Linked DNA regions of Homo sapiens: region 2 is linked to region 1. A link is a contact called in ENCODE Hi-C or POLR2A ChIA-PET data. All regions are on one chromosome and are shown on one strand. The core of a region is the stretch at or near the end of the contact, and the rest is flanking DNA. Distances in the headings are between cores, read along the strand shown. Region 1 has its middle 23 kb from the start of GCM1. Region 2 overlaps GCLC-AS1 (GCLC antisense RNA 1).

What was found. A loop is a pair of places that touch in the nucleus more often than their neighbours do. ChIA-PET counts read pairs that join two places held with the same protein, here RNA polymerase II (POLR2A). Pooled maps may share reads with other maps.
Region 2: a loop to region 1 is called in a pooled map, with 2.7 times the contacts of the local background. The contact joins two enhancer-like sites. A Hi-C loop is called at or near these places in 8 of 168 maps with a recorded cell type or tissue (GM13977, GM18951, GM23248 and 5 more) and 5 of 50 pooled maps. POLR2A ChIA-PET finds 5 or more read pairs at or near these places in 4 of 52 experiments (A673, GM12878, MCF 10A and 1 more).

What each region holds. Positions count from the first base shown.
Region 1 is chr6:53,169,400-53,175,148 of GRCh38, reverse strand. No RefSeq gene overlaps it. Among named protein-coding and RNA genes, the nearest start is that of GCM1, 23 kb to the right of the region's middle. Within about 2 kb of position 2,333, at least 2 of the 41 ENCODE cell types and tissues checked have a DNase peak (open chromatin) inside an H3K27ac peak, as active enhancers do.
Region 2 is chr6:53,459,684-53,465,432 of GRCh38, reverse strand. All of the region lies in intron 2 of GCLC-AS1 (GCLC antisense RNA 1), which reads right to left. Among named protein-coding and RNA genes, the nearest start is that of GCLC-AS1, 31 kb to the right of the region's middle. Within about 2 kb of position 3,597, at least 3 of the 41 ENCODE cell types and tissues checked have a DNase peak (open chromatin) inside an H3K27ac peak, as active enhancers do.

The DNA.
Region 1 (5,749 bases), core at 1,084-3,583:
TATGTACCAGGCACTGTTGTAAGTGTCGGGCCCATACTGCCAAACAAAATAGACACCTTCCCTTGCAGAGCTTATCTTCTAGTGTGAGAAAACAGAGATCACATCATGAATATACAGTCTTTTAGAAGGTACTAAATGCTAGAGGGAGAAATAGGGTGTGTAAGAGGAATTAGGAGTGTCAGAAGGGGACGTGTGGTGGCTATCCTTTAAACAGGTTGACCATGTGAGCAAAGATGACAAGATGTGAAGAAGGCAGCTCTATGGATATTGGGGGAAAGAGCAGTGGAGACAGAGGGAACAGGCAGTGCAGAGTGTCAGGCATGCCCCCTGGCTGGAGCAGAGTGAGCCAGGCAGAGGGTAGCTGAAGGCATGATCAGACAGATGATCTGAGAAATGTGGTCTCTGGCTGTATAGCCCGATATGGTCATCTCTGGCCACAGATGGCTCTCAGCACTTGAAATGTGGCTAGTCCAAATTGACATGGGCTGCATGGCTTTTTGTTTTTTTTTTTTTTGAGATGGAGTCTCTCTCTGTCACCCAGGCTGGAGTGCAGTAGTGGCATGATCTCGGCTCATTGCAACCTCCACCTCCCAGGTTGAAGCAGTTCTCCTGCCTTGGCCTCCCAAGTAGCTGGGACTACAGGCACATGTCACCACACCCAGCTAATTTTTGTATTTTTAATAGAGATGGGGTTTCACCATGTTGGCCAGGCTGGTATCGAACTCCTGACCTCAGGTGATCCACCCGCCTCCGCCTCCCAAAGTGCTAAGATTACAGGTGTGAGCCACTGCGCCTAGCCTGGCTGCATGATTAAATAATACATCATGTTTCAAAGACTTTGAATGAGAATTAGTTGTAATTTTTCTCAATTTTAATTTTGATTCCATGTCAAAATAATGTTTTAGTGATATTGGGTTAAATGAATATATTATTACAATTCATTTCATCTGTTTATTTTTACTTTTCCATGGTGACTCCTGGGAAATGTAAAATGCCCTGTTTTGATTGGACTTTGTTGGTCTAGAATCTTGCATGTCTTTCAAGGATTTTGGCTTTTATTCTGACTAATGTGGGGAGCCCATAGATAGTTTTGAGCAAAGGAGTGACATGGTCTGGCCTTTTTAAAAGAGGTCACTCTGGGTGCTCAATTGACAACAAATTGGAGGAGATGTAGGAAGACCACCTAGGAGGCTATTGAGTAATCCAGGGGAGACATATTGATGGCTTACCTCAGAGTGGTAGTGGGTGGAGGTGGTGAGACATGGTAAGAATCCATATATATGTATTTTTTTTCTTTTCTTTTCTTTTTTTTTTTTTTTTTTTTTGAGATGGAATCTCGCTCTGTCACCCAGGCTGGAGTGCAGAAGCGTGATCTCAGCTCACTGCAACCTCTGCATCCTGGGTTCAAGCAATTCTCCTGTCTCGGCCTCCTGAGTAGCTGAGACTACAAGTGCATGCCACCACACCTGGCTAATTTTTATAGTTTTAGTAGAGACGGGGTTTCATCATATTGGTCGAGCTGGTCTCAAACTCCTGACCTCAGGTGATCCACCCACCTCACACTCCCCAAATGCTGGGATTACAGGCATGAGCCACCATGCCCAGCCTAATTTTTGTATTTTTAGCAGAGACGGGGATTCACCATATTGGTCAGGCAGGTCTCAAACTCCTGACCTCAAGTGATCCACCTGTTTCAGCCTCCCAAAGTGCTGGGATTACAGGCATGAGCCACCACACCCGGCTTGAATCCCAATATATTTTAAAGGTACAGCCAGCAGGATTTCCTGAGGGAGCTGATATGGAGTGTGAGAGAAATAAAGTGGTCACTGATGCCTGCAGTGATTTTGGCCTGAGAGCCTGGAAGGATGGGTAGCCATTAACTGAGACAGGAAGACTGTGGGCAGAGCAGGGGAATATGAGGATAACAGTATGGGGGCCGATTAAATGGTCATGCAGAGAAGTTGAACAGTTAGGTATCAGAGTATGGAGCTCAGGGGCTCAGACTTCTGTCTGAGCTGAGTATGGGGCTCAGACTTCTGTCTGAGCTGAGTATGGAGCTCAGACTTCTGTCTGAGCCAGAGGTATAAATAAGTGCAAGGACCATGCCTTAGACAACTTGGTAAGGATAGATTGGGGAGAAAAGGCAGACTCCACAAAGAACTAAGAGGGGAGGAGAAGCCAGTTGATGGTGCCCTGAGGATCGGTGAAGTGAGGAGCTAGCAATCAAGTGCTGTTTATAGATAAAGTGAAGATGAGGACAGGGTTGACTAATGGATGTAAGTGATGCAGAGGTCAAGAGAAGTTCCTTTGGAACGGTCTGAGCAAAAGCTGATTACAGTGGGTGTAGCCGAGAATAGCAGGGAAGGCTTTGGAGTTGGTGAATATCAGTAAGTATGGAAAACCCCAGGAATTACTGGAAAAAAGAACAGAAATAGGGTCATAGCTGATAGAAAATTGGGGCCCAAGAGGAATGATAAATAATGATGGGATAGATAACAGCAGGTTTCTGTGCTAATAGGAATAAGCTAGTAGAGAAAGGAAAATTGATGACGTGGGGGAAAAGGTCGTGAAAATTTTCTGGAGTCATGTTTCCGTGGAAGTGAGAAGGGATTTTACCTAGGGCACGGGAAGGGTTGCCCTTAGGAGCCAGGACAGTTCACCTACCTTCGCTGGCAGGAAGGCCGACCTGTGGTCGTGGTAGGGCGCTGTGAAGTTCCGTCTATCTGCTTCGTTTTCTCAGTGAACTGGAAAGCAAGGCCATGAGCAGAGTGAGGTGTCGGAGCTTAGCTGAGTGAGTTGCAAGTGTGAAACAGTGTGAGAATGAACGGACGGCGGGGATACAGGGTAACATTCACGGACATGGGTTTAAAGTGATGACCCAGGATTGTGGTACCTGCAAAGGTGTTGAGGGTGCATTCAAGAGAGTGATCTTAATGACTGACATAGAGTCAACTCACTCAAACAAATATTTGCTGAGTGCTTATCACAGCAGCAATGTATTATAATAAAAACTGCTTTTTAGGCTGAGTTGCTACACATCAGTGAGTGTTCCTGCACTGCCTCCCGATGGCCGTGACAGGAACTGCGGCTGAGGCACCACCCGACCTGGGACAGGGCTGCCATCTCCCGGCCAGTCCCTGCTACTGCAAGTGCAGCAGGCTCAGGCGCTGCTGGACTTTCTCGGTGCCCTGGATTGGTGACTGGTAGAAAAGATGACCAAGCCGAAGGCTAGTCCTGTGTGGCCATTACCTCTGCCCTTGCCTACCCTTCACTTTTCCATTCTTATTCTATTTTACTTATTTTTAAAATAAGTTTTTAATAGAAATTTCTTTTCTCTTATTTTATTTTATTTTTTTAGAGACGGGGGCCTTGCCATGTTGCCTAGGCTGGACTTAAACTCTTGAGCTCAAGCTATCCTCCCGCTTCAGTTTCCCAAGTGACTTGGATTATGGGCACAGCTGCCATACCTGGTTCACTTCTTATTCTCAGTAACAAGCAAATTACCCCCTTCTAAGGGGTGTTCCTTTCCTGAGAAATTTCCCATCTTAGCAGACAACTCTAAATATCAAAAAACCCTTGAGGACCAATGAAATGAAATTATCATTGAATTTCAAGCATCTGTGGAATACAAATGCAGGAAATATTTTAGATGCAAGGGTCCACACTGCCCCCAATATCCTATCCCGTAGATAGGGTACCACACTCAGGGTAATGAGTTTTGTGCTCTTCTGTCACACATCCCATTAGATGTTAATTGAGAATCCATGATGCTCTAGGCTCTGGATAATGTATGCATTGCCCAGTGATTTGGTTTCGGAAACCTCAAATATTCCCCACTCTTCACACTAATTTCCTGTGTTGATTAAAATTTTTACTATTAGTCGTTTTAGCATAGAAGTATTGGAGCCCTTGAAAAATCAAGTAAATTGGCCGGGCGCAGTGGCTCACGCCTGTAATCCCAGCACTTTAGGAAGCGGAGGTGGGCGGATCACCTGAGGTCAGGAGTTCGAGACCAGCCTGACTAACATGGTAAAACCCTGTCTCTACCAAAAATACAAAACTTAGCCAGGCGTAGTAGGAGGCCCCTGTAATCCCAGCTACTCAGGAGGCTGAGGCAGGAGAATCACTTGAACTCGGGAGGCAGAGGTTGCAGTGTGCCGAGATCGTACCTTTGCACTCCAGCCTGGGCGACAGAGCGAGACTCCGTTTCAAAAAGAAAAAAGAAAAAGAAAAGAAAAATTAAGTAAATTATCTGATAGGGCTAGACAATATATCAGGCTTTACTTTGCTAATATATCAAATTAGTTACCTGACACTACAGCCCAAAAGAGACAGAGCTACAAGTGGGCAAATATTTTTCAGTTATTTTTTTTTTTTTATCAAAGCAATACCTGCATGTAAATTCGAGTAGTGAAAAAGGCTTGTCATGAAAAACTGCAGATAGCTAACTGCCTTTTCTTTTTTTTTCTTTTTCTTTTTTTTTTTTTTTTTGAGATGGAGTTTCACTCTTCTTGCCCAGGCTGGAGTACAATGGCGTGATCTTGGCTCACTGCAATCTCTGCCTCCCAGGCTCAAGTGATTCTCTTGCCTCAGCCTCCCGAGTAGCTGGGATTACAGGCATGCACCACCACACCCAGCTATTTTTTGTATTTTTAGTAGAGATGAGGTTTCACCATGTTGACTAGGCTGGTCTCGAACTCCTGACCTCAGGTGATCCTCCTGCCTCGGCCTCCCAAAGTGCTGGGATTACAGGCATAAGCCACCACGCCTGGCCAGCTAACTGCCTTTTCTTATCTCATAGCCCTACACCCACAGAAAATTATCCTTATCTCTTTTAGGAATTTCCCTAAGCATTTATCTCCGTGTTTCTGAATAATATGCTCATGTTGTGTTTCTCAATTTGTTAGTTTTAGACTTTACTGATTCATTTGCCCCTCCCAAGGTAATTACATAAATATTTTCGTTAGTTAGTGGTTGGCATTTACACTACTTTGACAAATATTGTTCATTGCTAAGATATGATTCTTTGTTTTTCCTGGAATTAATAATTGCCTCATTTTTTCATTTACCTGCTTTTCAATGTATCCATAATTAATTTAATTTTGTGACTCTCTGACACACATTGAGCAATGATCTTCCTTCCCTCCTTCCTTTCTTTTCTTCTTTCTCTCTCTCTCTCTTTTTTTTTTTTTTTTTTTTTTTTTTTTTTTTGTGAGATAAGAGTCTTACTCTGTTGCCCAGGCACAACATCCTAGGCTCAGGTGATCCTCCCACCCCAGTCTCCCAAGTAGCTGGGACTACAGGCATGCATCACCATGCCCTACACTGTTTTGTATTTTTTTCTGTTTTTGTTTTTGTTTTTTTTAATGGAGTCTCACTCTGTTGCCTAGGCTGGAGTGCAGTGGTGCAATCTCAGCTCACTGCAACCTCCGCCTTGTGGGTTCAAGCAATTCTTCCTGCCTCAGCCTCCCAAGTAGCTGGGATTATAGGCATCCACCACCACACCCGGCTAACTTTTGTATTTTTTAGTAGAGACAGGGTTTTGCCATGTTGGCCAGACTGGTCTTGAACTGACCTCAGGTGATCCACCCGCCTCGGCCTCCCGAAGTGCTGGGATTATAGGCATGCACCACCATGCCCAGCTAATTTTTGTATTTTTAGTAGAGATGGAGTTTTACCATGTTGTCCATGATGGTCTCGAACTCCTCATCTCAGGTGATCCACCCGCCTTGGCCTCCGAAAGTGCTGG
Region 2 (5,749 bases), core at 2,348-4,847, 290 kb before region 1:
CAGGAGAACCCAGCGGGGCTGGTCTGATGGTGAGTTGTGCATTGGGCACATTTTAGCCTGGCCTCGAACTACGCACAGGCTCACCACCTCTTAGCCTTGATTCCACTGATATCAACTCTCAGAAACTCAACGGAAGACGCAAAGCCAGCCACTCCTTCGTACCATAGCACATGCTGTTTCCTCAGCCTAGAATTTTTCTTCCTCCTTATCTGGGGGATGACTCTTCTCATTTTTCAAAACTGAGATAAGTATCTCTTAAAGTCCAGAATCTTTACTTTCACTTGCAAATGTCACAGTGTCCTGGCCAGAGCTACCCCTCTGACCTAATTTCCCAATACCCTCTCATCTCACTGCTCAGGTCACACTGGGCTCCTTGCCATCCCTTGAGCTTCCAAGCACACCCTGCCCATGGCCTTTCCCCTTGTGATTTCCTCATCCTGGAGTGCTCTTCTCCCCACTCTTCACGTGACTCACCCCTCTTTTCATTCCTTTTCCTACATAAATGCCACCATCTCAGGAAGCCTTCACTGATCCCTGATTAAAATAGTGTGAGCCCACTCCTACACACGCACTGTCTCTCTACACCCCCACCTCCTCTATCTTCTTTCATTGCGCACACCATGATCTGATTTTATGTTAGATATTTATATGTAATGTTCACTCTCTGCCTCCCCAGTGGGATGTAAGTCCTGTGGCTGCAGGAGATTTTGTGTTCATCACAACATCGTAAGCCCCTGGAACAATTCCTGGCAGACAGCACTCCCTAGTAAATAGCGGCTGAGTAAATGTTGCTTCAACTTGATTTCTAACTTGGTATTCTATTGCCTCTAGGCAGTTCTGTGAATAAACAGAAAACTCTAGGTAAGGTTCATGTAGATTTGACTCAAATGATATGTGCATGTCTATATGTGTGAGTGTGCATGCGTGTGTGTGTATGTATAAATGTGTATATATGCACATGTGCATGTATTTGTATGTGTGTATACAGAGTTGTCCCTCAGTATTCATTGGGGATTGGCTCCAGGATCATCTGCAGATACCAAAATCCACAGATGTTCAAGTCCCTGGTATAAAATGGTGTAGTATTTGCATATAAGCTTTGCACATCCTCCTATATACTTTAATTCATCTCTAGATTACTTATAATGCCTAATGCAATGTACCATGTCATTTCTACCATGCTATTTATATTATTTTGTGTTTTCCTTCTGTATTAAGCCAAGTTAACAAATATTTAGCAGGAAGATATTTCTAGGAAGCTTAGTTTAACTAAATGAGGTTTTCCAACTCACTCATCATATTTTGTCCTAAATTTCATATTGGTGTTTTGTCTCTTCTGGAACTGTAAGCTTTCTGGAGACACTGACAGGTCTGATTCACTTTATTGTGCACCACAGTAATTAGATAAAGAGACGAAGCAACATCTCATTGTGTCTTAAATACTTCAGGCCTGGCGTGGTGGCTCGCGCCTATAATTCTAGCACTTTGGGAGGCCAAAGTGGGAGGACCATTTGAGGTTGGGAGTTCAATAACAGCCTGCCAACATGGTGAAACCCTATCTCTACTAAAAATACAAAAATTAGCCGGGCGTGGTGGTGCGTGCCTATAGTTCCAGCTACTCAGGAGGCTGAGGCAGGAGAATCGCTTGAACCCAGGAGGCAGAGGATGCAGTGAGCTGAGATCACACCACTGCACTCCAGCCTGGGCAACAGAGTGAGAGTTGGTCTCAAAAAACGAAAACAAAAACAAAAAAAAACAAAAAACAACAAATGCTTCTGCTGATATCCCTCTGCTATCCATGATGAAGTCTCGTAGCTCTCACCATGCTGCTTCTATGCTCATTGTCTCCATTCTCTAGCCTTCGTGAAGAAGTGTGGCTCTTCTCTGAGATTAGACCCTTTACCTGAGCGCCTGCCTTAGGCCTTTTCCCACCAACCAGTCTTTTCAAGGACTCTTCCTTTCAAGACCCCTCCCCTCTGTAATCCCAGACCCTGAAACCCCTTTGCTTCACCCTACTCCTTTCTCTTTCTCCCTTTTTATTTTTTTATTTTTATTTTTATTGTTTTTGAGACAGAGTCTCACTCTGTCACCCAGGCTGGAGTGCAATGGCGCGATCTCGGCTCACTGCAACCTTTGCCTCCTGGGTTCAAGCGATCCTCCCACCTCAGCCTCCAGAATAGCTGGGACTATAGGCATGTGCCACCACACTTGGCTAATTTTTTTGTGTGTGTTTTTAGTAGAGATGGGGTTTCACTATGTTGGCCAGGCTGGTCTCGAACTCCTGACCTCGTGATCTGCCTGCCTTGGCCTCCCAAAGTGCTGGGATTACAGGTGTGAGCCACTATGTCTGGCCTACTTTCTCTCTCTTTTATGCCATTTTCTTATTTCCTTTTACTGCTTTTTGAAAGAATGTACTATATACTTATTTAGTCATTTAACTAATGGCAGAGTCGGTTACATGGGCATGTGGCCAGGTGCAGGGCTCTGTGATCAGAAGGAGGCCCAGGTTTGGGATTTAATAATCTGCTGTTGCTGTCTTAGAGTTCCTAATAATTTCGTTTTTGTTTATTTCTTTGTTTGTTTGTTTTACCAGAGACAAGTTCTGGCTATGCTGCCCAGGCTGGTCTCAAACTCCTGAGCTCAAGTGATCTGCTGGCCTCAGCCTCCCAAAGTTCTGGGATTACAGGCATAAGCCACCGACCTGGACAATAATTTCACTTTGAAATGACTTGGGAGTCATGATGCAGGGAGAGCTGAAGTCATGAGAATGCAGGTCTGTGAGGAGAAATCTAGAGACAAACAGGAGAACCAAGCAATCAATCTGGGAACTTTTTCAATCAATGGAGGAGATAGGAACCAGCAAAGAAGCTCTGAGCTGGCCTTCGAGTAAAGAAGGACAGTTGAAGTGTTAAAGATTAGTGGAAACAAAGATTCCAAAAAGCAGGGATGGGGACCGTGTTAAATGCTGTGGAAGCTCCAGAAAGATGCTGGGAAGAGAGGTTTGGATACAGATGGGAGGTTCTTGATGAGACTGTTTGCATTTACGCCTGTTGTCCCAGGATAATTATTAGTAGCATCTTTTTTTCACCCTCAGAAGCATCCCCATTTGGCCACCCTAGATATTGGTAAACTTTGAAAGACAGTGTCAGTTGAGCGGTTGGAAGTAAAAGCCAGACTTCCCCGAGTTAAGGAGAAAGATGAAAAAGTGGAGGCAGGGCCCTGTCCTTCTTCACAGCTCAGGGGTCCCCAATGGAATCGTTTGAGAGTGAATAGAACAGAGGAATAGGACAATGACTAGCTTTATGAAGAGGCGTCTGCTCTTCCATTTACTTGTTTTTGTTTCAATGAAGGTAAAGATAAAAATAGAGAGGTTATCTGCCCTTATACTAAGAAGAATAAGCGCAGTATGTTCTCCTGCTACGTGCTGTGTTCTTTGTTGGAATGAATGTGTGAAGTTCCAACATGAAGTCTGCAGGAGCTTTGGCTGCTCTTCTCCAGCTGCAAGACAGTTCGGAGAGCAGGCGGCAGGCAGCAGCCCCACCCTAGTGAGAGTTTAAAGCACTTTCCCCTTTCTATTGTTTGACAGGGAGGGGTGGAGTTCAGAGCAATCAAAAGGACGCTGCAATGGTTTTGCATTGTAATTTTATTACTTAATATATTATAAAATTTAGTTAATTCTAATTAGTTTGTGTGTGTGTGTGTGTGTGTGTTCATCTCCTTATTTTCTGGAGTGTGAAATGGTAAGAGCATTTTTAAAGCCAGGGCTTATTTACTAAAATGAACCCTTTTTTCCTTTCTCTGAGATGCATGAAACCAACAGAGAAAATGTATTTGAAGAGGGGGTTTTTAGGGTTGAGTAAATTAGAAGAGGATGTCATTTTAAGGAAGAGAAAACATGTTAGTGAGAGGAAGCTGCTTCATTTGTTTAAAATGTACACACAGATGGGAAAGTTATACAAATGATTATTCAAATAAAAGATAAAAAGGACATTAGAAGCTTGATATATCACTTATGCGAATCCAGTGCTTTTCTGTAGAAAAATTACCTCCCTGATCCTTTTCTTCTGTGGGATCTAGTGGTCTGGCTCATAAGATGTGAGGGAGAAGCAAGTGTAGGACAGGCTTTGGAACCACCTGCTTTCAGCCATAAGGGGCTTCCTTAAGGGGCACAGCAACTACATGTCTCTAATGAGTGACAATCCCATGGTGGAAGAAGTGAATACTAGTAATGAAAGTTGTGGCAGTTCTCTCAGGAGAGTGTCAAAAAATTGCATTCACTTTCATAGTCTACCCCCCCAGCATACTTCAAATGAATATAGTGTATTTCCCCATCTTTGCCTTTTGCAACATATTTCCCAATTAGGGTTACCAAATTTAGCAAAGAAAAATGCAGGGTATCCAGTTAGAGTTTTAGAAAAACAAGAGAAAGGTTTTTTTTTTCATTTTTCAACTTTTAATTTTTGTGGGTTCATAGTAGGTGTATATATTTATGGAATGTATAAGATATTTTGATATAGGCATACAATGCATAATAATCATATCAGGGCAAGTAGAGTATCCATCACCCTATGCATTTATCCTTTCTTTGTGTTACAAACAATCTAATAATATTCTTCTAGTGATTTTTAAATGTGCAATAAATTATTGTTGACTGTAGTCATCCTATATGTCTGTTTATATGCCTGTACCATGCTGCTTTGGTTACTATATCTCTGTAGTGTAATTTGAAGTCAGGTAATGTGATTCCTCCAGTTTCATTCTTTTTGCTCAGGATAGCTTTGGCTATTTGGGGTCTTTTGTGGTTCTATATCAATTTTAGGATTTTTTTTTCTATTCCTGTGAAGAATGTCATTAGTATTTTGATAGAGGTTATACTGAATGTGTAGGTTGCTTTGGGTAGTATGGACATTTTATTTTTATTTTTATTTTATTTAAACAGAGTCTTGCTCTGTCACCCAGGCTGGAGTGCAGTGGAGCAGCAATCTCAGCTCACTGCAACCCCCGCCTTCGGGATTCAAGAAATTCTCATGGCTTAGTCTCCTGAGTAGCTGGAGACTATAGGCATGTGCCACCATGCCTGGCTAATTTTGTACTTTTTTATAGTAGAGACAGAGTTTTCGCATGTTGGCCAGGCTGGCCTCAAACTCTTGGCCTCAAGCGATCCTCCTACCTAGGCCTCCCAAAATGCTGGTATTACAGGCATGAGCCACCATGCCCAGCCCTTGCATGGACATTTTAACAATACTGATTCTTCCAAGCCATGAACACCAAATATCTTTTCATTTTTTGTGTCTTCTTCAGTTTCTTGCATCAGTGTTTTATAGTTTTCATTGCAGAGATCTTTGACTTCTTTTGTTAAGTTTATCCCTAGGTATTTTATATTATTTGTAGCTACTATAAATAAGATTACTTTCTTGATTTCTTTTTCAGATTGTTTACTGTTGGCATATAGACATGCTACTGATTTATGTATGTTGATTTTGTATCCTCCAACCTTACTGAATTTGTTTATCAGTTCTAACAGTTTTTGCGTGGAGTTTTTAGGTTTTCCCAAATATGAGATCCTATCACCTGCAAAGAAGGATAATTTGCCTTTTTCCTTTCCAATTTGGATACCTTTATTTCTTTCTCTAGTCTGATTACTCCAGCTAGGACTTCCAGTACTATGTTGAATAACGGTGGTGAAAATGAGCATCCTTGTCATATTTCAGGTCTTAAAGGAAAGGCTGTAAGTTTTTCCCCGTTCAGC